2 separate regions of the Homo sapiens genome follow, and region 2 is linked to region 1. A link is a loop called in an ENCODE intact Hi-C map of the cell type or tissue named here. Cell type or tissue: CD14-positive monocyte. All regions are shown on one strand. Each heading gives the region's core, and the rest is flanking DNA. Links, peaks and the distances in the headings are about the cores only. Region 1 has its middle 15 kb from the start of LINC02812. Region 2 holds the start of LOC105378726 (a long non-coding RNA gene).

Region 1 (9,648 bases), core at 1,649-9,648:
TTTTTTGTAGGAGCTATAAGATTTTCTACATAGATGATCACATCTTCTGTGACTAAAGAAGTTTTCCTTCTTCCTTTCTAATCTGTAAGCATGTAATTTCTTTTTCTTGCCTTATTGCACTGGCTAGAGCCTTCAGTATAATGTTGAATAGTAATGATAGAGAGAATATCCATGCCTTATTCTTAATTGTAGGAGGAAAGCATTCAATCTTTCACCATTAATGATTAATAATGACACTAGCTGAATAATTTTTGTAGATGCCTTTTATCAGGTTGAGAAAATTTCCTCCCATCCTTAGTTTGCTGAGAACAATTTTTGTTATAAATGGAGACCAGATTGTATAAAAAATATTTTTCATTTATTAAGATGATCATATATTTTTCTTTTTTTAGTCTATTAATATGCTGAATTACACTGATTGGTTTTTAAATATTAAACCAACCTTACACTCCTTACACTCCAAGTGGATAAACTCCACTTGGCCATGATGTATCAACCTTTCAATATATTGTTGGATTCCACTGGATAACATTTGGTTAAGAATTTTGTATCTATGACTATTGTGACAAACCATTCCCTATCTTGTGTGAGTCCAGGCGTCACTCCCGCGCTCCTTTCTGGTGGCTTTTCTGCAGCCTTAGGTAATCTCCTCTCACACAGGCATTGATCAGTGCTCAGCTGAAGGCACAAGGGAGGCCATCTGCAAATTGCCGGAACTTTCTCTGTGGGCAGCTTTCCCTTCTTGGATCCTCTGCCCTCTGAAAGCTAGCGCCATGGCTCCCTGGACTTTCACTCTGTTTCTTCAACTCAGGGAGGGTAGGCTCCACCTTGGTGCCCTCCTGCCCTGCAGCCTCTCCCCAGGCTGGCAGCTGGGCAATCCAACATGCTCGCCTTTGAGTCTCCTCCCTCGGGGGCCACTGTCTGAGCTGCCTGGTCCTCAATGTCTGAAATTCATTGTTTCCTGTATTTTGTCTGGCTTGTTGTTTCATCTGGGAAGGTTAATCTGGCCCCTGCTATTCCATCTTGGGAAGGAGATTACGTTTGTTTTTAGATAGTTGTGATCATCTGGCCATCTAATTTTATATCCTGCTCTTCTCACTCAACATTTTCAAATAAGCATTTTTATGCTTTTTATGCTTTTAAACTTTTCATAGATGTCACTTAGAGGAATGTGAAATGCTCTGTCAAGGCTGGGGCCAAGTGTCATCGATCTTGCTCCATGTCAGGATAGTCCCCCTTCCAGCCAAGTCAAAGGAGGTCGGCCCTCCCCACGCAGGGGCTCTGTCCTCCCTCTCACGCTCTTCCTGTCACTCTCAGACTTCCTCAGCAGAAGACGTTTTGTACCACGCACTTCAATGAGGTGGTGATTAAGGACTGCAGAAGAAGCGTTTTTCAATTTAAACCTATTTTTTTCTTGAATGGAGCAGGTGTCTCAAAGTCACAGTTACAGGAATGAAAGAATCACATTATTCACAATTTGCCTGTAATTAAACTCCTCCACTTTCTGAATGAGGGCCTGTGCCCAAAATCGTAATAACTACAGCTCCCACTTGAGGAGCCCTTACTGTCTTTGTATCAGGCACCATCTTGAGCACTGGAGCCAGACTGTGGTTTGCTCCAGATACTGGTGAACCTCAACAAGGCCTCTCTCTTGAGCCCAGAGCAAGCCAAGTCCTGTTGTTAGCTGCACTCCTGCTCCAACTGAGCTTCCTTTCCTCCAGCTCTGGGAGAGATCTGGAGGAGGCTTGGCGTTAAATGCTTAATCCTCGCAAAAACCCTGTGAGGGACAGATAGGGAAATTAGGGCTCAGAGAGGTGAATTAACTTGATCAAGGGCACACAGCAAGTTGGTGGTGCTGCTGGGATTCTAATCTGGACAGTCTGACTATGCTGGAACCATTTCTTCTAACCACTGGGATTTGCTTGGCTAATAGAAGCCCATTCACCCTTCTCTCTGCAAGAAGCCCAAGGGAGCCGGGTGGCTGAGATAGCCTACAGGTGCCAAGCCCCAAGGAACACTTCAGTCCTGGGACTGACCACGGAGTGTCTGAGCATACTGAAAGCCAAGAGTGACACAGAGGCCACGCTTCCGTCCTGGAGGGAGTGGAGTAGGCCCTCTGCCCAGCACAGGTCTCTCCTGCCCTCAGGCCCACACCCCTGCCCCCAAGTCCCAGTGCCCTTTTCCTGCCCCGACCTCTGAAAGAACCACAAATTCTTTAGTGAGATCAGTCACTGTCCTGCCCACCAACATTGCCAGCATGTTGCATTACAGTATTCTCTTCTGGAATTCTCTGGTTATCATTCTTCTAACTTTACCAATAAGGAAACCAAGACCGGGGAGCGGGGGGTAATTCATCCAAAGAAAGTGATGGAGACAGGATTTGAACTGAGGTCTGCTAAGGATTCTGTTATACTCAGCTGGTGGCAAAGTTATTTTAATTGACTGCAAGTCCTCTTGTCTCTTATCTCATTTGTGAATCTACAAGTACTAACTGAGCAAGTGGAAAACAGAAGGTGCTGTGTCCCTCCTGGGGGTTGTGAAGGATCAAGCAGATAACGGATATTGCATTCTTAATCCAAGGCAGCCCTGACCACACAAATTGATTCTGAAGCTTCCTCTAAACCATGCTGTGGATTAATTACGGTGTGGACCAGTTAGGGTCCTTGGTTAAGGGCCACAAAAGCAGACGTAACCAACTTAAGCAGGGAAAGTGCTTCCAGTTGAAAGGATATTGGTTTGAGCCAAGGGTGGCCAGGCCACTGAGGACTCAGCCACCACTGTACCTTTGAACCAGCCACTTATGGTGGCCCTGCCTGGCAGCCCCGCACCATGGCAGCAAGTCACACAGAAGACTCGGCTCCCTCTGCGAGACTGCCATTGTCACCATCACAAATAACGGCAACAAGTGATCTTTGCAGAACCCTCATGGGGCCCAGGCATGTGCTAAAGGCTTCTTCTGTTTTAACTCATTTTATAGATGAGGGAACTGAGGCATAAAAGGCAAAACAAGTTGGCCAAGATTCCAGCCGGTAAGTGGGAAAGCCAGGATTCCACCCGCTGGCTCATTCTGGAGCCCATGTTCTTAACCTCCACGGTTTACTTTCTTGCCATCACCTCATATGGTCCTTTCTTCCGGAGCCAAGGTCCCAGCATGGTTCCCAGCTGAACCCATGTCCCAGATTTCAGGGAGAAGAGGGGAGACCACTTGTTCTGTTTTGTGTTTTTGTTTTTGAGACAGAGTCTCGTACTGTCACCCAGGCTGGAGTGCAGTGGCACGATCTTGGCTCACTGCAACCTCCACCTCCCAGGTTCAAGCATTTCTCATGCCTCAGCCTCCCGAGTAGCTAGGATTACAGGCATGCACCACCAAGCCCAGCTAATTTTTGTATTTTGTGTACAGATGGGGTTTCACCATGTTGGCCAGGTTGGTCTCGAACTCCTGGCCTCAAGTGATCCGCCTGCCTTGACCTCCCAAAGTGCTGGAATTACAGGTGTGAGCCACTGCACCCGGCCAAAAGGAGAGCACCTGTTCTGCCTCAATTTCTACAGTGGGAGGTATGGCCCTGCATCTCAACTCTTTTGAAATGCCTCCGCAGATGGAAGGGGACTCAGATATTGGGCACTCAATAGCCTCAAGTGCCCCCACAGGACTGAAGTGACCCCTAATCAGGACCATTTGCCAGGTCCAGCCCTCAAAACCTTAGGCTCCCAGTGGGGAATCTCAGATACACAGTCTTTGGGGTCCTTAGCAAATAGGGTCATTCATGGGCTCCAGGGTAGAAGAGCTAACTTGTGGCATGGGCTGGTGATCCTTCATGGGAAAAGCTGGGCTGGGGTCCCCCAAATGCCTGGAGGTCATGTGCATACAGCCTGGGAAGCCACATTTCCCAAGAGGGTGTCGGCAGCCCTTGACCCCAGAGCTGGCATCTCTCACCCCATTTTCCCAAGAGACACAGCAGCTGCTTCCCCATCTCTGGAGGTGCATCTCAAGGAGAGCGAGCCGCTATCTTTGTTTGGCATTTTTCGATGTCAGCAGTAGAGAAGCAAAATCAGCCCAAAGGGCTGTTTAATTGCAATATAAAAAATCATGCTTTTTCAAGGGAAAAAAGGAGAGTTCTCCACCCCATCGGTTTCCAGTGCAATACCGTATCTGCTGATTCTGCCTCATTCAAATCCAAACAAGTACATTCATCATCCCAAAAAGTGCCATTCAAGCGGCTGCTCTCCGCAGGGCCATATTTTGCCTCAAATGTTCCCTAGCTCAATTAAGCCTGGTGCAAGCTACTGAACTCCTAGAGGAGTGGGTGCCAAGGGGGAGAGGCTCCAACAGTGCCTTGGAAAATGCTTTCTTGCTCCTCTCGTTCTCCCACGGTGGAAGAATCATCAGCAGGAGCCCTGGATGAAGTCAGGAGTCCCATCCCAGAAGAATGCCAGCTGTGACCCGGGCATGCCCCTTCCCCTCTTGAGGCCTCAGTTCCCTATCTGTAAAGGCAGAAGCTTGGGCTGGATCAGGGATGGCAAGTAGGTGAAACGTGCACCCCCGTTCTCGCTTCCTTGCTCATGCCAACATCCCTAATTACTCAGGGCTTTATTTACTGAGCCCAGATCCGATCGCAGAATCCTTCTCAACACAGCACTCCAGGCCACCAGCACTTGAGATGAAGTGTGCTACCATCCTGGGCTCCATGTGTCTCCTGGGTTCTTTCGAAGTCACACGCTTGAACCTTGGCAGCAGTGATAACAGCCAACAGACCCTCACTGTGTGCATCCTGTGGGCCAGACAGCATTCTGTGTGCTTTGCCTAAGTGAGTATTTAACACACCCAGCAACCTCATTACTAATGTCTGCACTTTATGGATGAGGCCGAGGTTACACAGATGGTTAGTAGAGGAGTTGGGATTCAGATTCAGGCCGTCTGGCTCCAGATTTGGAGCTCTTAACCCCTCACTAGGGTGGACACAAGTCAATCAACACAAAAACCAGCCTCTGGGCAGCATCAGGGGCTACACCTGGGTCATCTTTATGTCCCCATCACTCTGTACTCAGGCAACGTTTGTTGAATAGCAAATGAATAAATGAATGAGATGAAAATTAGACACTGGGAACAGCACAATCATAATGATATTAATAACTAATGGCTGCTGTTCATTGAGTGCAAACTCTGTGCCAGATGTGACACTGTCTCACTTGGGAGGAGCTCAATAAATATTCGTTGAAAATGACGATCCTAATACTTTCCCTTGGTGTCCCTCCCCAACTCCCACCCCACCTCTGCTCCTGTCTCCTGGCCAAGGACCAACAACCAGGAAGGAAACAGTCCAACCACGCTCAGCAGAGGCTTGTCAATTTTTTTAACTGTGACACACAGAAAGGAATTTGTTTTATACACACACCTTGAAACAACAGTCCCACAAAACAATATTTACCCTTCCTAATTGCAAAGTATTGTGATCAATTTCTAGTCTATCATATCAAAAGAAAACCCTAGTGGTGATGCACTAAGTCGATTTCTGGGTTCAGTAGTGGGTTATGTGATTTGAAAAACATCACGCGAAGGTCAGGCACTAATAAGAGTTGGTATCGAGTGCTTACTACCAACTGTGCAGTTAGTCATCCATTTGACTCATACAATGGCCCGGTAGTTAGGTCATTACTATCCCTATTTTTCAGATGAGGGAATTGAGACCAGAGAGCTTGAGTTACTTAGTGGTCCATTCTCAATCTATCAGTCAACTATTGCAGCAGAACAAACAACTTCAAAATCTCAGTGGTGCAAATCAATAAACATTTTTTTCTCACTCCCAAATTTGTGGGTTGGCTGGAGTAGCTCTGCATTCCATGTCTCTCATCCTCATCCTGAGACCAGCAGGCCATCCAGGACATCTTCTTTCCCCAGCAACAGCAGAGACACAGAACAAGCCTCACAGCAAAGCACATTTCAAGCCCTGCTGCATCACACTTGCCACCCCCAAGTCCCAGGGATGCACTGTTGCACTTTTAATTAAGCAATTTGGGCTCTTCAGAAGAAGAGAAAAGACACAGATCTACGCGTAACAGCACAGCAGCACTACATATTTCATTCTGACTGCTTTTGGAGTACGGAGTCAAATGAAAACAGCATTTAAAAGTCATCCATTCGCTTGAGTCCAGGAGTTTGAGACCAACCTGGGCAACATAGTGAGACCTTGTCTCTACAAAAAAAGTAGCTGGATGTGGTGGGGCATGCCTGTAGTCCCAGCTACTCAGGAGGCTGAGGTGGAAGGGTCACTCGAGCCTGGAAGGTCCAGGCTGCAGTGAGCCAAAATCGTGCCATGACACTCCAGCCCGCGTGACAGAGCAAGACTTTGTCTCTAAACAAACAAACAAACAAAAAATGTCATCCATTTACATACTCTATGGTAAGACTTACAGTTCTTTGTTTCTGTGCTTCCAGTGAACTTATTCCTTTAAGAAGGAGGGAAGGGAAGAAGTAGAAGAGGGAAGGAAGGAAGGAAGGAAGGGAGGGAGGGAGGAAGGGCGAGAGGGAGGGAGGGAGGAAGGAAGGAAAGAAGGAAGGAAGGAAGGAAGGAAGGGGCTGGGGGAGGGAGAGAAAATCCACAGGGTAGATATGTGGGTGAATGGCCTCCCATCTCTGAGCTGAATTTCTTCACCTTTAAAATGATGATACAGATGAATACATTCTTAACATGCCGTTGAATGACAAAATTAGGTTACAGCCCAGCACATAAAGGAGTGCCTCATTTTTGCAGCTTTGTATTTGTATAATATATATGCACGTGCATACATGTTTAGGTGCATAGAGAAGTCTCTGAAAAAGGTTCACCCAAGTCTTACCAGTGATTCCCTCACAGTGGTGGGATCTGGAGTGATTTTTGTTTGCTCTGTGTAATTGCGCTGTTCTGCGTGAATGTTTTTATCAGGAAAATTCATTACGTAGATCATCAGAGAAAGCAACAAGGACAGTCATAGTTTGCTAAACAAAACCAATATCACCAGTGCTGGTGCCCTGTTCCCTGTGCCTTCTGCTGGAGGCAGCCCCCACCCGCAGCCAGCCCTCTTTTGAAGCCTAGGCAAGCTTATCTCCTGGACAGGGTTCAGGCCCCCACACACTCCCTCCACATTCCAGCCTCATGTCCTTGTTCCTCCTGTTCAGCACCCTGACATCTTATCTTTCACATTCCATTTGCCTCCCCATTCCCCAGACGTTTAACAGCATGGGGTCAATCTCCACCACCACCCTGTGAGGCTGCAATGCATTCATCCATCCTTCCACCCATCCATTCGTTCATGCATTTTTCCATATAGTCACCCATCTATCCATCCATTCATCAACATTCACTAGAGCTCACTCTGTGCGTATGTCTGTGCTGGCTGCCAGGGACCCAGAGATAAATCAGATGCCAGCCTTCAGAGTACCCCAGGCTAGCATGCGCACGTACTGGCTTACAGTGGCATGGACAAAATGCTGCAGGAGCACAGAGGAAGACCTTGATTCTCCTGGTCTAACCCCCAGGTTTACAAATAGGGAATATCAATTATCACCTCCATTATACAGACAGGGCACAACAGAGGCCACGATGTCAGAGCTAAAAGGCCCTTGGGGGACTCTATTAGGGACAGCAAGCACATGGTGTGTGTAGCATCACTCCCTGCATCTCAAGACCATGGCAGACATTACTAATCAAACAAGCATCTTTCTCATGAAGCCGAGGCTCCTCTGAATCAATGTCAGTTCTCTGTTCCAGGCAGCCGTACCCGGCAACTGGAGTTGGCATTTGCATCATCAAGTCCAGTCTTGGATGGGGGAGTGGAGACTGACAGGCTCAGAGGCACTGAAGGTCACTGTGAGTTAATCTCCTGAGTTGTTCTCAGAGGGATCTGACCACAGAAGGGTCATGCCAGAATTTACTGTGTGCAGCTCCAACCTGCCTCCCTGCACCTTCAACAGAAGAACTTTTGCTGTCTCTGCCTTCTGCGCCCTAATGGCAAGGGAGGAGGCATGATCCTCAGCTGAAGAAATCCAAGAGGCATTGTGGCAGGTGGCTTTTTGGCGGACCCCATAAATTACCAAGTGGATTAGGAAGGATACATAAGCCGGAAGACGCCAGGCCCACACACAGTAACAGGCCCGGCCTGGACGTATTTCATTTCTGATCACACTGGACCGAGCAAGAATTATGGACAAAGTCCATAAACCTAAGCACTGTGCCTGATAATTTACACTGCCCACTGTCATTTTTAATGCATGGTGTCTGCTTCTCTCCAACCTGGGAACACTAAATCTGGCCACTTGAAGAACCACTTCACGCTACAATATGCCAGGAGTCTTTTTCCAGATTTGGTTCTCATGGATCATCTGCACCCACCAGGAGCCCTGAGTCCCCACCCGTAACCCTGCAGGGGGACTCAACAAGTGGTTGAATCTGGCAGAGCAGGCACTGGACACGTGGCCTGTATGTTACGCATCAAATCTACAAGCACAAGTGCCCAGATCCATACCCCTTCCCTCTAAAGCCCCATCACATTTTAGGCATTAGAAGGAGTTGAGAGACTTTGGAGTCACATGGACTTGGATTCAAGTCCTAATCCTGCCACTTATGAATGGCAGGACTTTGCATGAGGCATTTAAACTCTCTCAGCCTCAGGGCCCTCATTTGTAAATGGGCTACCAGCTCTGCTTCATGGGATCGTTGTGGGAGCCCGTGCTGAGAATATATATGCGACCCGTAACACAGCTCATGGCATCCAGTGGCCCTTAAACACAGCAGTTATTATCATGGGTAGTGTCCAGACACAGGATGATAGACTTGCCTTCTGTGGCCTCAATAAGCCATCCTCAGGCCAAGGTCCATAGAGTCCCCTGCTGAACACAGAGGATAGACTCTGTATGTGGTGGGTGGGTGGATGGATGGGTGGAATGAATAGGTGGAAGGATGTTTGAATAGATCCTATTTATGGCACAGAAAACATCAAGGCAGGGATTTGAGAGGGCTCAAATTTGGTCTCCCTGATGTCAGCCTCAAAGGTAACATTTCCTGCTCCCCTCAGTAACCCATTGCTCATCCACACTAGAGAAGCTAAGAATTTCCTTAAATCCTTCCCAAACCTATTTAGACCCTCAGCAGGCCTACCTAAATCCTGCCTGCCTCCTGCCTTGTTCTGCCACATCCAGTCTGAAACCCTTAACTTGGCACTCAAGGTCACTAGGACCAGGCCCACCCTCGTATCCCCTGAGCTGCACACAGCACGGTGTACTGTTAGGGACAGAGATGGCCCTGAGGAGTGTTGGAAGCAGGGCTCTGGACTCGGCCACTAGAGCCGAGGCACCTGGGGAAGGATGCCCTGACTGCAAGGGGTGCTGGGGACTGGGGACTGAGTGCTGGGTCCTTCCAGGCTGTAGAGCTGCTCAGGGTCTCAGGGTCTAGGCTAGCCCAGCCCGTGGGCAGCATTCCTTCCCAGCAGTTTTTTTTTTTTTTTTTTTTTTTTTTGAGACAAAGTCTCACTCTGTCGCCCAGGCTGGAGTGCAGTGGCATGATCTTGGCTCACTGCAAACTCTGCCTCCCACTTCAAGGAATTCTTCCACTTCAGCCTCCCTGGTAGCTGGGATTACAGGCACGCACCACCACATCTGGCTAATTTTTGTATTTT
Region 2 (15,531 bases), core at 2,510-10,509, 90 kb after region 1:
GCTGGGAGCCTGGCAATGACTCTGGCTGGAGGGCCTAAAGGGTCTCCTGGCCTTGCCTTCTGGCCTCTGGAAGCTTCTACTTTAAGAATGTCATGAGTTTTCTTCTAGCTGTTTCTCTGGAACCCACAATCCCAGTGCCAAAACCCAGGGTGGGGCTGGCTGGAGCCTGGGAGAGGGCAGGAACGTGGTCATCTTCTCAGCGTGCTGCCTGCTCTCAGCAGCACCCCTTGCGTAATGCTTGGTCCCTTTGCAGGCGCCAGCCAGGGACTCCTGCTGATCCCATCCTGCCCACCTCTCCCCCATACCCACCTCCTCCCAGCCCCTCAGCTGTCACTCGTTCAATACCTCCTGCAACCACAAATCACTGGGACAGGAAGACGCCTTTGTCGGTCTGTCCCTCGGAGACGCTCTTCTTCCCTGTGGTGACAGGGAGGCCTACATACCCCAGCAAGGGCTTGGGCCTCCCTTGGTGACAGTGGGGCCAGGGTCCGGCAGTATCTGAGAGCAGCTGGGATGTACTGGGGCCTGGAGGAGGTGCTTGGTTGTGGGAAGCCCCAGATGACCTCTTTGGAAGGACTTGGAACAGCACCAAGATCCACAACCCCTCCGTGTGACGGGGTCACTAATCCAGAAGGTCAGCTGGAGGGGGCCCTTAGAGATGTGTTCACCTGAGGAAACTGAGGCCCAGAATGGGAAGGGGTGACACTCCTTCCACCGCTGGGGGCCCTGCTGCTGCCTCCCATTTTGTCTTTCCTCGGGCCTCCTGATCTTTGCAACCTCATTTTCATGCCTTGGTGTTTTGGGGCAAAGGTGGACCACTTGTTTCATGTTTGGACCACTTGTTTCTTGGGAAATAAATAGATTTATGGTCTTAGGATCTGGCTTGGTTAGAATTGTGTAACTCCTTAGTGGAATGGGTTGGAGGAGAGAACCCAGAAAATTTTGAGGGAAACTCTTCCCGATTTGAAAGCAAAGCCGCCCTCACCAAAAAGTGCTCCTTCCGCTGCAGCCTCTTCATTCCGAATGGGGTGAATCCTTTGGCTGGAGCCCTTCGTGTGTCTCCCTCCTCCTCAGCACCTGCAGCTTCTCAGTCTCCCCAGGTGGGATGGGAAGGTGGGGGAGAGGGCGAATTTAGATGTCGCCTGCTGATGGATGATGGTGGCTTGAGCCCCAGAGCCCGCTGGGCAGTACAAAGCCACGCACCGAGTCCCGCCCACCACACGCGGGTGCTGGCTCCTGCACCCTACTGTCAGGACACTGTGGGAACCGTTCGCCTTCTGGGAACCGCCGAGCCTTGAGTAGTCAGAGACTGTCCGCATGTGGACTTCTGGACTCAGATAAACAGTTCCTTTCAGGGAAGGCATCAGAGGCTGCCATCCGCAGCTTATCGACATCTCCGACTCTGGCGGTAGCTGTCATGGAGTCTTGTCACAGGGGCTTAGGGTGCAAATCAGAGTGTTACAGCCTTAGAACCGTAGGTCCCTAGAGTGTCAGAAGCAGAGCCATGTGGAAGCTGTTTGCAATGTTATAATGGACCCACGGGATCTTTAAACTGAGGGCTTTAGGAACATCACATGTCCAGGGAGGGGTTAGGATTTGAATCCATTGCTGCTGGACCCCAGATCTGCTGGCGATGGAGGATTTGAATCCAGTGCTGCTGGACCCCAGATCTGCTGGCGATGGGCTCTGGGCATCACCCCCACCACCACTTCCAACCGTGCAGCTCCATTTTAATCTGTCTTATATGTTGGGGGTTCACTTGGGAAAAGGGTTCCTCTGCTTAAAAATAGTTTTCCAGGCCCTGTGCTGAGCCCCAGCTCCATGCCAGGACCCGCCACAGCCTGAGAGGGTGGCTCTGGTAGTGGGACGGCCGTCAGGCCAGGGCCCCCGGGTGGGGTGCAGGTTGCTCTGGGCCACGGTCTCCTCCCCCTCTCATTACTGCTCTGTCGTTGCTGCAGCCAGAGAACACTCTGGGTCTGTCATCCTGTTGACTGGGGTGACAGTTTAATAGTAGCTTCCTGGACTGTCATTTAAATCTGCCTGCCAGGTTAGTAGGCCAGGGGCGGGCTGGCACGCCCCCTGCCCCCACCCCGGATCTGCATTCTGCTGGAAGCGGTCGTCTTGGCAACGCTGGGGCATGGCGAGCTCTGTCGAAGGGTAACTGTTGGTGGGAGCAGCCCTTTCATCTCCCCGACCCGGGTACAAGTGGCCCAACTGCCTTAGGGCCAGAGCCAGGCCACCCTGTGCTGGCCCAGGCCTGGGAGAGGAAGTGGGAACATCCAAGTCCCTTCTGTGCACCCAGCTCTCCAAGTTAGGGGCTTTACCTTTGCTCTCAGCCTCTCAACTGCCCTAGGAGGGGAAAGAACCTGCCCCAGCTTGCTGAACAACAATGTTGAGCTGGAATCCACCTTTCTTAGGGGTCGCTGCTCTGCCTTCAGAGAACATTCTCTAGAGCCCAAGACCTGTCCACAGAAACCAGAGATCAGTCAGAGCCTGTAAGGCTGACAGCTCCCTCATCTCCCTGTCCTAGGTGGCTGGGTATCAATTCTCTCTGTTCTTTCCAGGGCCTTTCTCTAGACGTGTCCCTGCTCTGAGGATTGGGGTCTCCAGTGGGGTCCCTGCAGCTTCACTCTGGGCTCCATGCTCTGTGAACACTTTGTTCTATTTTTTATGGCCTAGTGGGGCTGGCCCAGAGACAGACGGCTAAGTACAACTACCAGGCTGCTGTGTCAACACGGGCTAGTCCCTCCCTTCTCTGCACCTCATCTAATCATCTGTAGGATGAGAGGCTTGTGCCCCAGCAGTGTTTTCCTAGGTGTGGTTCATTGGACCACTTGTTTCTTGGGAAATAAACAGATGTGGCATCTGAAAAAGGAGTTCCTTGGTTAAACAAGCTTGGAAGGCTGGAGGAAACCGTCAATCAGATATCTTTACTGCAGTCCTTCCCAGGGCCTTTATAAACCGTGGGCATCATGCATCTCCAAGGGGGAAAATAATAAGTGTCTATCCCAAATATCCTGGTGCATGGCCACCCCTGGGCTCTGTCCTGCCCCCTACCCCTCCCCTCCTCTGCTAAGGGCCGATTTTCTGTCTTGCATGGCCTCACGAAATCCCAAAGGAAGCTCTGGCAGCCTGGAGCCCTGGGTTTTTTTGGCTGCTGGAGAGCAGCCCTGTGTTTAGCAAGAGGCTGGATGGGTCCCTGGGCAAGCTCAAGGAAAGCCAGGCCCCTGTGCTGGGCCTCTGCAGGGCAGCTTTGTGCACAACTTGGTGAACAACTCCACCAGGGTCAATTGTTCCCTGGCCTGGTGGAGCTCCAGGTCCCTTGCCACTTGCCTTGTCCCCAGCCCCTAATGGTCACTCTGCTCGCTCCTCCATGCCCCTAAGCCCCATTATCCTTCCTCCTGGAATGCTCTTCCCTGCTCTCTTCACTCCCACAGCTTGGCTGACTCCTCTTCCTTGAACACAGTGCCCCTCCTCTGGGAAGCCTTCCCTGACCCCTGGGCCAGGTCAGGTGGCCCTCGCCTGGCTTGCTGGCTACAAAGTGGGATTGGGAGTCATTACCTGGGTTCAAGTGCAGCCCTCCCACAGACATGTGCTGTGGCTTTGAGCAGTCACTTCTCACTAGGCCTTGGCTTCCAGGCATGTAACATGGGAGACCCACGTAGGGGGCCTCAAGACCCTGGAGTCCAACACGGCAGGACATTCGGATTGCCAAGAGGAAGCTGCACAGAGCAGTGCCCCTGGGCAGCCCGGACTAATCTTTATTTTGGAGCCTTCTCTCTGCACCGGGGCTCCACGATGCGTGTGGGTGGGGAGCAGCATGGGAAGGATGTATACTGTCTCAGGGAAGGATGTCTCTGGAGGCGGGGGAAGCCAAGAAGTGCTGAGTGATTCTAACAGTTTCACAGGATCACAGACACTGAGTGTGGAGAGGGCCTTAAGACTTAGTCAGCGCCACACCTCCATTTCCTGATGAGGAGGAGGCAAGCTCAGAAGGTTTGACGGATGGGCCCAGTGTTACACACACGGCAGCTGGGGCCAGGGCTGTGACTTCACACACCTCTAACTTGCACCTTTTTGCTTCTCAGTTCATAAAGCCCTGGGGCCATCCTTAGCTTATTTGCTTCTCACAATGACCCTGTGTGTCCCGTGAAGCAGACGAAGAAAGTGCGGCTCACAGGAGTCCTGTAACTTGTGTAAGGTCACATAGCCTACAAGTGGCAGGGCGCAGTTTGATAGACCATGGACTGTCTGGCACTTTCCTTGGCCCGTGTTCTTGTTATAAATAGCATTTCCCACTTCCTTTGTCCTGGATTTCCCACTCTCCCCTACTCTACCCTGGGGTCAGCCCCTCCTCACTGCCCCTAGAATCCCCTAGTCCTTTGTGGCAGCCCATCTGTTGCCATGGCACCAGATTATGATGTCGCAGACCCTGGTTGACTATGTATCACTCCTGGGCTGAGGGACTCACAGAGGTGGGCATTGTCCAAGGGGCAGACTGGCATGGGGGGACATAAATCCCTGGAAACAGGGAGCCATGGCCTTGAGCCCAGCTGGGGAATCACCCTGGGAACCAGAGCCAAGGCCAGCAGAGTAGGGGTCTGGCATGGCTTTCTCTGACAGCCTTAGAATGGCGGCACAGCCCTCATCTCATGGCAGGGCTGATATGGTCTCTTCACGAGGGACTATTGGGCTCATTGCACTGAACGGCCTGACACTGGGTGTTCACCAGGATCCCCCAGAAGAGTCTTTTTGCCTTTTGTCCTTGTGACAAAGCTGCATGGGAAAGCCACATCCCCACTTGCCCAGGTTCACCCCGAGGTGGCTATGCCAGGAGTCAGTCTCCACTCTGACTCCAGATCCTTCCATATGGTCACACTTCCAATGGGGCCCTCCAGCGTGCTTTAGTCTAGTCCCCACCCTGAAAGTGCTGTCCATTAGCAGAGCAAAAGCCGTCCCAGGCCTGGGTTTATTCTGCTGCACACTTCTGGGCACATTCCAGGAGACCTGAGAGATGTTTCAGTACATTTGAGGACTCTCTGGGGTCCTCATTCTTAGCCTGGTAACACTGAGGTGGCTGAGGGTCTGAGTGGAAAGAGATCAAGCTTTGGCAGCTGCCACACACAGTTGAAATCACACTTCTGCCACCTAACACCCTTACCTCTAAGCCTTAATTTCCTCTTCTGTACAATGGGATTAATAACAACAGCTACCAAGATAGCTGTGAGGAGTCACTGGGATATTGGGTGAAAGGTGCCAGGCCAGAGCCAGAGTGGAAAATCTCCAAGCTGGTCCAGCCAGTGAACAAATCTGTTCCCAAAAACACCACCGAATCTGTTGCCAAAAACACCACTCTCCCTGCAGCTGCCATTTCCTGGGCGGGGCTGACCTCAAAGCTGCCCTTTGGGACAGCAGTGGTGTTTTTGGCTGCTCTGGCCTCCTTGCCCAGTGCCTGCCAGGGCTTGGCACATGGAGGAGGACAAGATCACCCCCAGGCTTTCAGAATCCCAGGGAGGGCAGGGTTTTTGGGGGGTATCTGGTTGTCCTGTGCCCAGCAACAGAGCCCCATCATCACCTTCTTCAAGCCTGCCCTGCTGTTTTGGGCACTGTCTGACCACACATCCTTGCCAGACTTGCCTACTTGCTCTTAATTCCCAGAGACTGGGCTGGGCTGATTCTGTGTTCTCAGTGCAGAACGTAGAACAGAAGCAAGGTTCATTGAATGTGGAACTGAAGCTTGCACAGGGCTTTCCCACCTGCTGTAAGGTTTTTCTTCCACATTTGGTACTGCTGAATGTTTGACTGGGGAGCCGTGGTGGAGATGAGCAGGCATCTGACTGTGGGTTCAGACTGTGACCCTGCTCCCCCCAGCTGTGACCTTGGACATGTAACTTAACATCTCTGGGTCTGGATTTCCTCATATGTCAAATGAGTACATAGCAGGCCCCCTGCCATGAGGTTTCTTGGGTAAAAACACCTGGCAGAGACTGGCACAGAGGAAGCACCTAGTGAGTGTTAGAACGAGAAAAAGAGAAAACTAGGATATACGTTTCTTTTTTTGGATGCTGAGCTTCTTGTGGGGGGAAAACCACTGGTGTTCACATTAGGAAATTCCCCAGGTGCTGTGGTTCATATTGGTACTTACTTTAAGATGATTATGGACTATGATTTACCAATAGGTGGTATTCGCATCTATCATTGACGATGACCTCTCAGTGCAGGAAACAGGGAGGGCCTCTCCAGAGCCCTGGGCTGAGAGGCAGGAGAGCTGTTCTTATCCCTGCCATGCTGTATTTCCCTCAGCCAGCCCCTTTCCCTTTCTGGGCCTCAATCTACCCATCTGAAGGTGGACTCTGATTCCTCAGGTTTCTTCTAGTTCTGCACGTACAGAGGCATTCTTCTAAGCAAAGTGTGAAGAAAACTCATCTTAGAATGCAGATGTACTGCAAAGATTCCACTGAGAAGGACAGACATGGAACAGATTCAGAGACACAGTCTCTCTCACCAAATCCTTGCCAGGCTCCCCAGAGGAGGGGGAGCAGGCCTGCAGCCCCAGAAGCACCCAGAGGGCCTGTGGGTAGATTTGAATAAAGGTGGTCCATGGGAGTGGCTTCCCAGGGAGAAGGCAAGCCCCAGAACTGTAAGTATGGAGCAGAGGCTGGGGGGCTGTGCTCGCATTTAGCTCAGTGTCCCGCACTGAGACCTACCCCAAGCTGGATTCTTGCTGAATTTGACAGTCTCTGTGCTGCAGGGACAGGGAAGAAAGCAAACCATGTTGGACTCGCAATCAGTGATGATCTAGAGCAGAGGTCATCAAAATACAGGCCACAGGCCTGGCCTGTCACCAGTTTTTTGTAAATAAAGTTTTATTGAAACATAACCATGCTCACTCATTTATCTAATGTCTCTGACTGCTTCTGCCCCATAGTGGCAGGATTGAGTGGTGTGACCGAGACCATTTGGCCCTCAAAGCCTAAATAGCTACTATCTGGCCCTTCACAGAAAAAGTTTGCCAACCTCTGCCCTAGAAGGACATTCAGGGGATTGTAGGAGCTCAGGAGAGGCTACTGATCAAGACTGGAGGTGATACTTAAGCCCAGTGTGTAATGGAAAGAAGGTGAGAGGTGGGGGAAGGGGCTTTCAGACTAAAGACAGCTTGGGCAAGGTATGATGGTATAAAAAGCATGGAGTATATGAGGACCCACCGGCAGTTGAGGTGGGGCTAGATTGGGAAGTATGAGGAGGGGAAGATGAGGGAGCGGGGCAGGCTGGGGCCACGGGACTTCTAAGCCCCTGGGGAGAGGCCACATCCTAGTGGCCCCTGATGTTAAATCCATCCCAAGCTCATTCCAGGGGAGGACTTTGGTGGTCTGAGCGCCCCAAGGCCTGGGGTAAGTCACTGCTGTGCTGAGGTATCCTCTTTTAGGCTGAAAAGAGACCCCCCTGCCGTCTTCATTTCTGGGCCTCCTGGTCTCGAACTACCACACCTGAAAGCTTATCTCTCACCAGATCACCCTCTCTTTTCCTGATGAAGAAGCTGTAGGCCAGAAAAGGGCCATGATGTGCTTGAGGATACAGAGCAAAATAGCACAGCAGTGTCTCAAATCCAGACCTCCGGACTCCCTGCCCAGTGCTCTCTTCCTCACCTTGTTCTGTAGCGGGTCCTGGATGCTTGGTCCAGCAGGAACAGGGCATGTGTGAGTTCAATGCAGATTTGATGCAGATGAGCCCCCAATAATTCAGAGGCCTAGGGCTGCTACAGAGGGTGCAGGATGTCAGGGGTGGAGCGCTCAAGGCCCCTTCCCGGTCTCCAACACCCCCGCACCCCCACCACCTACTGGGGGTAGCCAGGCAGCCTCAGTTCCCCCATGGAAGTCCTGACAGGGCAACTGCTCTCCCCCGGGCCTGCTAGGTGCGCCCAGTGCTGTGCTGCTGCTTGGGAAGAAGCTGGGGCACCTTATGACATGGGCATCCATCTCTGTTTCCTCTCATTGATCTGGAAACTCTAGTTCCTCGTAGGACAAGACACAGAAGGCAGTAAAGAACCGGGCTGGGGATGGTACCTGCATTCTTATCTCAGCTCCGTAACCAGCTGTGAGCTCTCAGCCTGCTACATCCCCTGTGTGGACACAGAACCCCATTCCTTCAGCTTCTAATTAAGACTCAAACCCTGAAAACAACAGTAGCTGCCACTTCTCCAGCATCTGCCATGTGCCTGAGTCTGCTGCAGGTTCTTCATACATTACGACTTCTTGTTGCTCCTCCTCACCGCCTTTTGTCTTCTTCTCCCTATTATATAGATAAGAAAATGTAGGCTCAGAGATTAAGGAACATCCTCAAGGTCACACAGATAGGAGGAGGAGGAGGAGGAGGAAGTGGGATTGAGATCCCCAGAGCAGTGTGGAGGTCACCCTGCAGGCTGTAGGCACCGGGGGGCAGGGACTGATTTGGGTGTCTTGCCCAGTAGATCCTCTTCCGACTGCTCTGAACACAAAATACGTCATTCATCTTGCCACAAAGGAATCATCTATGTGTAGGATTCATGATCACAAACTCCCCTGGCGCCTGCAGAAGGGACTTTGACTTCCAGTCCAGTTGGGGAAAGTGGGACAGGCAGGTAAAGAGACTGAGAACTGGCTGAAGGAGCTAAGGCAGCTGCTGTAGGGTATCAGGGAAGGCTTCCTGGGGACAGTGGCAGTGGAACTAGACATTGAGGGGAAGCAGGAGTGTGGTGGGGTATGATAAATCTTGTCATGCTTGCTGGGTTTGAGCTCTTGGACTTGGAGGGCAGAGCAGAATGTCACCTGTCTTCACGCAGTGTTCAGATGCCTAAGGAATGAAGAAGCTTGTCTCTCCTGTCCTCTGCCCTTGGTCAGCAAGGCAGTCCATGGCCTGGTTTGCAGACCAAGCACATCCTGGTCGGCCCACCACCCTCCTGACTGCTCCCAGGCTCACCACGCTCTCTTCCTTGCCCTGCAGCCAAGAAGACCTGTGCAGACAGTGACTTCACCTGTGACAACGGCCACTGCATCCACGAACGGTGGAAGTGTGACGGCGAGGAGGAGTGTCCTGATGGCTCCGATGAGTCCGAGGCCACTTGCAGTGAGTCCTGCCCCTCAGTCTGGGTGGGGGTGGGCCTCAGTTTCCTCCTCAGATCTTCCTTGAGAGGCTGTGAGGCTCAGGAGAGGTAACCAGTTGAACATTCTGTGCCACGCACTCAGGGCGCTCCTGGTAAACAGATATATTTAGTTGCTGGTTTCTACTGACCTGTTTCTGGACTTTCTTCACAGCCCTCTTGTAGGTTGGACCCTGTTTCTGTGGCAGCAGGAGCTAGAAACAGCCCTGTCAAGCCCTTCTGCCCAGAAGGAGCCCTAGCGTGTCCTCCAGGCCTCCCTGCTGCTGTTCTTGAGGACCCCGACCATAATTCCAGGAGTGCCAGTGGCAGCTGGTGCTTCTTAAGCCTTTATCGTGTGCTAAGCTCTCTGTGTGCATTAATGCCTTTGATAACCACAGCAGCCTCATGAAGCAGATACTGTCATTTTCTGAGTTTTGTAACGGAGAACACTGAAGCTCAAAGAGGTTGAGTGACTTGCCCAAGGCTACCCAGCCAAGACTTTGAGGCTCTGGCCCGTTCCTCTACCCTGGGTGGGCTGAGCCTAGGAGCTCCTGCCTCCATGGCCAGCTGGGTGGTAGCAGAGGCAGGCAGGGGGAGGTAGAGGCCAGAGCTGAGCCCCAGGCCTGCCCCCTACACTCAGGGCTTTGTCTCTCCATGATTTATTTTCCAGGCCCTAATCCTCAAAGCAAACTTACACCCGGCAGGTCATTCTGTGACATTTGTTAAATTAAAAAGGAGATGAGAAGGGGGCGGGGAAGGACCCAGCAGTCCAGAGGCAGAGCTTCAGCAGCGTGAGCCCGAGACAAAAGGCTCAGGCAAAAGCATGTGGAGGATAGTGGGGCTGGCGGGGACCCAGGAGCCCCTGTTTAGGGGTAACAGTCGTCCCAGAGGCAGAGGTGGGGACAATGGAGACCGGAGTCCCATCTAACGCCGTGGCTGGTGATAACTGGGTTTCCTTGTCTCCTAGCAACAGAGCTACCAGTCTCCACATAAGAGAAAGAGAAAGGGAGAGAGAGAGAACAGAGCAAGAGCGGCCCCCACCCGAGACAAGGAGCCCTCATTTCCTCGTACAGCTGCTCCTGGCCTCCCCAGCCATGCCGCAGGCCCCATCCTTTCCTTACCCACCACGTGGCCAAACTCCATGCCGTCCTGAAGGCTCCCAGGCAGGAGGGAAGCCCAGTGCTTTGTCCTGAGCTTCAGAAGGAACAAAGCCCTGCCACGCCCACTTGTGACTTTCATCCTCTTGGCAACCTAAGGAAGGAGGAGGATCCCCATGTAGAGAGAAAGAAACTGAGGCTGGAGTCAGTTCTCCCCCTTGCCCAAGGCTGCCCAGCTAACAAGAGGCAGAGTCGTGTGCAGCCTGGAGTGTGTGCTTGGGGAGGGTTTGTGGCCACAGGGAGCTTTTCCCTCACTGCAGTCAGCCAGCTCCTCCATCCGTACCTCACTCCAGCAGATACTCCGACAATGGGGGCAGAAAGGGAAGGGAGAGGAGCCTCATCGTGGTTATCAGAGGGGGCTGCCTTGCTACCTGAGGGCTAGGCTCCCCTTCTCCCCCTGCCCCACCCCCACCCCCGTCTCTATCTCTTTGTGTGGATGTCCCTTTTCATCTTCCATTCTGTCCCCTTCGGGGTCCCGCCCACCCCTGCCCTCTTGGGCTGCCTCCCTTCCCTGCTCATCTCCTATCCTCACCCTCCCTCTCACCATCTCTTCTCACTGCCCTACTCATGTGTCCCTCTGTCTTTTTCCCTCTTGCCCATCCCAGCACCTGCTGCCTTCCCATCCCCTGGGCTGGGCAGGGGCCCTCCTGCCTCATTCCTCCTGCCTCCCAGGCCCGCTTTTCACAGTTGAGGGACAACAGGAGGCCCAGAGAAGTTGATAGACTTCCTTCAAAAACACACAGCTTATCCATGGCAGGTCTCCCTTTTATGAAAAAAGGCTCTTCGAGCTCTCTGAGGTTTCATAAGGCGTCTATGGGAGCAGTAGCCAAGGCAGCACCCCAGGAGACAGAAGCCCAGCTCTCCTGTGGGCTCTTCCAGCTACTCACTGTGAAGCCCTGCATATCTTCCCACCTCCCTCTGGGCCCTGATCAGTAACACTCCGGAATTCCAGAATCTTCTCCATTCCTAGATTCCTAAACTCTTAGTATTCTGAGACCCCCTTTCCCCCTTGCTTGTGCTAGCTGGGGTGCAAGAGCCATGATACCCACTTCCTGTGTTACATTGGTCGGTGTAGGCAAGGCGGAAGACTGCCTGGAGGAAGTTGGCTAGAGTGGGAGCTCTGGTCAGGGTCAGGCAGAATTTGGGGCAGCAGGACCTGATAGCAGGCTTGCTCACTGCTTCCCAACTGAATGAGAACCTAGCAGCCAACCTGCTATCCATTTAATTGGTGTTGCCATAGCAACCTCCACGGCCCACCAGGTTCCTGGGGCTATGCCAGCTCCCAGGATGGAGCCCCATTCCCTACCCCTAAAAGAAAGATTATAGGCAGTAAAGTGTAGTGAGTTTGGGATTGGATATAGTTGGGTTCAGGTCTTTTAACCTGTTAGACCTCGGGCAAGCTGCCCAGTCATCCTGAACCTCAGTTTACTCATCTGTAAAATGTGGTAATGGTACCTGCCTTAGAGGGATTGTGAGAATCAAATGAAAGAATGCAAGTATCATCGCTGGAGTAAATGGCAGTGTTATTTGTATTATTATATTTTGGCTGCAAGCCCCCTCTCCCCAACACAACAGTGTGTTAGATATTAAGATGTTAGATTCTTACAGTGTTAAAATAGTGTCAGTGAAGGGAGTTGCATTGAGCGGGAAAGGGATTTGAGAGAAGGTCCCAATTCTTGTGTTTTCCCCGATTATGTTGTCTGTCCCTAGCTGGCTGGGGTTTCTCCCAGCTCTGTTTCCCTCTGGTTCTGTGTTCTGTACCTATCAAATGTAGCCAGGAGTCACAATGGAAAAGCCCAGAACATTTGCCTAATGGCAATAGCATTTCAGCTCTAATTATAGCTCACTTGATTGGGGACGGCTTCTGACCCACCTTCAGGCTTCTGTTGGGAGGGGTGAGGGTGGGGGAGGGGAGGATGGTTCAAGGTGAGTTATAGTTCTGGATGCTATTTATTTGAATATGGAGGCTTTTTCATGCATCTTAGAACCTTTCCACCTGGGAGGGGGGCCTCTCTGATTAACCAGGCTCATCTTGCTATTATAGATCAGAAAATGGAGGCCCAGAGATTTTCTGAGCTCACTCAGTAAGTTAGGGACTGACCCAGCTAGCAGCATTTTGCCTGGCCTTGACTGAAGGAACTTGGTGTAACTCCCCCTTCTGCACCTTGGGTGGCCCCATGCTGTGCTTCCTGTGGATTGAGTGACACTGGCAGTTCTCACCACCGGAGCCTCTGGTCCCTTAGAGCTGGCAGTCCCCATTTGGAGGTTATCTGCCCCTGAAACTCACGTGGGTTGACACTGTAGATGCGTTCCCTCAATGGGCAGCCGCCAAGTACTTTCATTCTTTAACAGACATTGCCCTTTTCGTTAATTTGTGAATTTATGAATTGGAGAAAGTACCAATGGATTTGAATTTCTGGGGCAGGATTCTCTGGGAATTTAAATGCCTTTAAATGCCGTGAGCCACTCCAGGATACAGAGTTTCATGAAAAGCCCCCTTGCCAGCTTTGGAGGGTTCCTGTTGTCTGAGAGACAGTGGGATTCTTCACTCCTGCCTCTCAGAACCTAGGGTACTTGGAGAGCAGGCCAAAGGCATATGGTCCCCTCCGGGGGCATCTGTCACAGAGGGAGTGGCTGTCCTGGGATGGGGTCTGCATCGCGGTGGACCATGTGGACTTATAATGTGCATTCCCCAGTGGTGACAACAGGCACGTCCCCAGCCATTGGCATTTGCACTTCATGAAATAAAACAAGGGCAAGTGTTTTCTGAGCTCCTAGTTTGTTCCAGGCTCTGAGTGTAGGGATTTCCATATGGTTCCCCTTTTAAGCCATCCACCAACCCTAGGAGATTATTCAACCCCATTTTCAGATGAGGGGAGCCAGAGTGCAGAGAGGTTCAGTAGTTGCCTAAGGACCTTAGTTTTAGTAAATGAAACTTGGATCCAGGTCTGTCTGACTCTAAAACCCAGGCTCTTTCTCCTACATCATGCTGCTGGGGGCCCTTGGGCTTCAGTTATCCTGAGAGTGGACATCAGATGGCCATCGTGCAGAACCTGCCCAAAGGCTCAGTGAGTCCCCTTCCTCCAGTGACCTCTCTCTGGGCCAGTGGTGCCAGGGAGACCAACAGGGTCTGCTTGATTCTCTTGTGCAGTGGTTAGGTGCAGTAAGTTAAGCACTGTGTTTGGACCTGGGATGGAAGTCCAGATCTGCCTCTCACCACTAGCCTTTGAACAAACAACTTACTCTTTCTGGGCTTTACTTTCTTCATTCATAAAATGGAGGTAAGAATATCCACTTCATAGGGTGATACCATGTGTCAGTCATTACCCAGACCAACTTCCCAGGACTGTGGAGTAGAGAGGCCTGACCTGGGACCCTGCGAGCCAGGCTCAAGTCCTACCTTTGGGGGAAAGCTACATCACAGGAGAGACAGTGAGGTTCCAGGAGAGACAGGAATTGGAATACCCAACTGCCAGTAGCTGTGTGACCCTAGGCAGGTCCCTTTTGCTCTCTGGGCCTTGGTCTCCTGCCACTCCAAGGGATGTTCATCAGTGTGACCTCTGAGATCTCTCAAGTCCTGGCATTCCAAGAGCCTTGGCTCTTTGAGGGTGGAGGGCTGTTATCAGGCACTGCTGAATCCTTGAGAACCTATAATTAGAGCTGTCTATTTAGGGACACAGCAAATGTCTTATTAATTATAAAGAAAGGAAGCAGACAGATTGTTTAATCATTGTCCTTGCTGAAAGGTTATGCAATTAACTATATAAATATTCATTAAAAGTTCAAGCAGCCGCTTGCTGCACTGGGGTCTGTAGAACCTGGAGGTCCACCCTGGAGGTGGAGCGTACAGCCAAGGGCCCTTTCTGTCACCTGGGCTTTTGTGAGGAGAGTTTGGGGATGGTTCTGGAGCATGCAGGATTTGATGGAAGGGCAAGGCTCTAGTCATAGGAACCCAGGCTCGGTCTCTCGCCTGCTGTGCATCTTTGGGCTAGTTACTTGGTCTCTCTGAGCCTCAGTTTCCTCATCTATAAAATGGAGTGCTTACGTGCAGGACTGCTGCCCTGCTGTAGTGCAGTAAGTGGCCCAGGTATGTAGTAAGTAAGTGGCCCAGGTATGTAGTAAGTAAGTGGCCCGGGTATGTAGTAAGTAAGTGGCCCGGGTATGTAGTAGGTAAGTGGCCCGGGTATGTAGTAGGTAAGTAAGCGGCCCGGGTATGTAGTAGGTAAGTAAGCGGCCCGGGTATGTAGTAGGTAAGTAAGCGGCCCGGGTATGTAGTAGGTAAGTAAGCGGCCCGGGTATGTAGTAGGTAAGTAAGCGGCCCGGGTATGTAGTAGGTAAGTAAGCGGCCCGGGTATGTAGTAGGTAAGTAAGCGGCCCGGGTATGTAGTAGGTAAGTAAGCGGCCCGGGTATGTAGTAGGTAAGTAAGCGGCCCGGGTATGTAGTAGGTAAGTAAGCGGCCCGGGTATGTAGTAGGTAAGTAAGCGGCCCGGGTATGTAGTAGGTAAGTAAGCGGCCCGGGTATGTAGTAGGTAAGTAAGCGGCCCGGGTATGTAGTAGGTAAGTAAGCGGCCCGGGTATGTAGTAGGTAAGTAAGCGGCCCGGGTATGTAGTAGGTAAGTAAGCGGCCCGGGTATGTAGTAGGTAAGGCCCGGGTATGTAGTAAGTAAGTGGCCCGGGTATGTAGTAAGTAAGTAAGTGGCCCGGGTATGTAGTAAGTAAGTGGCCCGGGTATGTAGTAAGTAAGTGGCCCGGGTATGTAGTAAGTAAGTAAGTGGCCCGGGTATGTAGTAAGTAAGTGGCCCGGGTATGTAGTAAGTAAGTGGCCCGGGTATGTAGTAAGTAAGTAAGTGGCCCGGGTATGTAGTAAGTAAGTGGCCCGGGTATGTAGTAAGTAAGTAAGTGGCCCGGGTATGTAGTAAGTAAGTGGCCCGGGTATGTAGTAAGTAAGTGGCCCGGGTATGTAGTAAGTAAGTGGCCCGGGTATGCCACTTATGTGATGACCTTTGTGAATGGCACCCCCGGAATTTGCACTGGCAGCCCGCAAGGCCTGCTTACCTTACAACAGACATTTGTTGCTCACAGTTCTGGAGGGTAGGAAGTCCAAGATCAAGGCACCGGCAGTTTCCGTGTCTGGTGAGGGCCCGTTCCTCATAGACTGCACCTCCTTGCTTCATCCTCACGTGGTGGAAGGGGCAAGGAGGCTCCCCCTGACCTCTTTTGTAAGAGTACTGATCTCATTAAAGAGAGCTGTACTGTTA

What was found. Peaks named below come from ENCODE experiments on the same cell type or tissue, not always from the same donor. Only the 100,000 strongest peaks of a DNase experiment are listed, where the experiment ranks them.
Region 2: it touches region 1 in a loop (3-fold over the local background); 9 of 110 quality-filtered maps call a loop at or near these places.

The regions. Positions count from the first base shown.
Region 1 is chr1:53,377,900-53,387,547 of GRCh38, reverse strand. No RefSeq gene overlaps it. Among named protein-coding and RNA genes, the nearest start is that of LINC02812, 15 kb to the right of the region's middle. In CD14-positive monocyte, for the core only: no CTCF peak of the experiment used is centred there; no DNase peak of the experiment used is centred there.
Region 2 is chr1:53,283,138-53,298,668 of GRCh38, reverse strand. It overlaps LRP8 (LDL receptor related protein 8), which reads left to right. Exons shown (of 19, transcript NM_004631.5): 3 at 8,980-9,102. LOC105378726 (a long non-coding RNA gene) reads right to left here and starts at 8,157. Exons shown (of 6, transcript XR_007066090.1): 1 at 8,064-8,157; 2 at 7,647-7,756; 3 at 1-7,537. RefSeq lists enhancers at 3,036-3,576, 3,577-4,118. In CD14-positive monocyte, for the core only: no CTCF peak of the experiment used is centred there; no DNase peak of the experiment used is centred there; H3K27ac peaks cover 4,288 bases.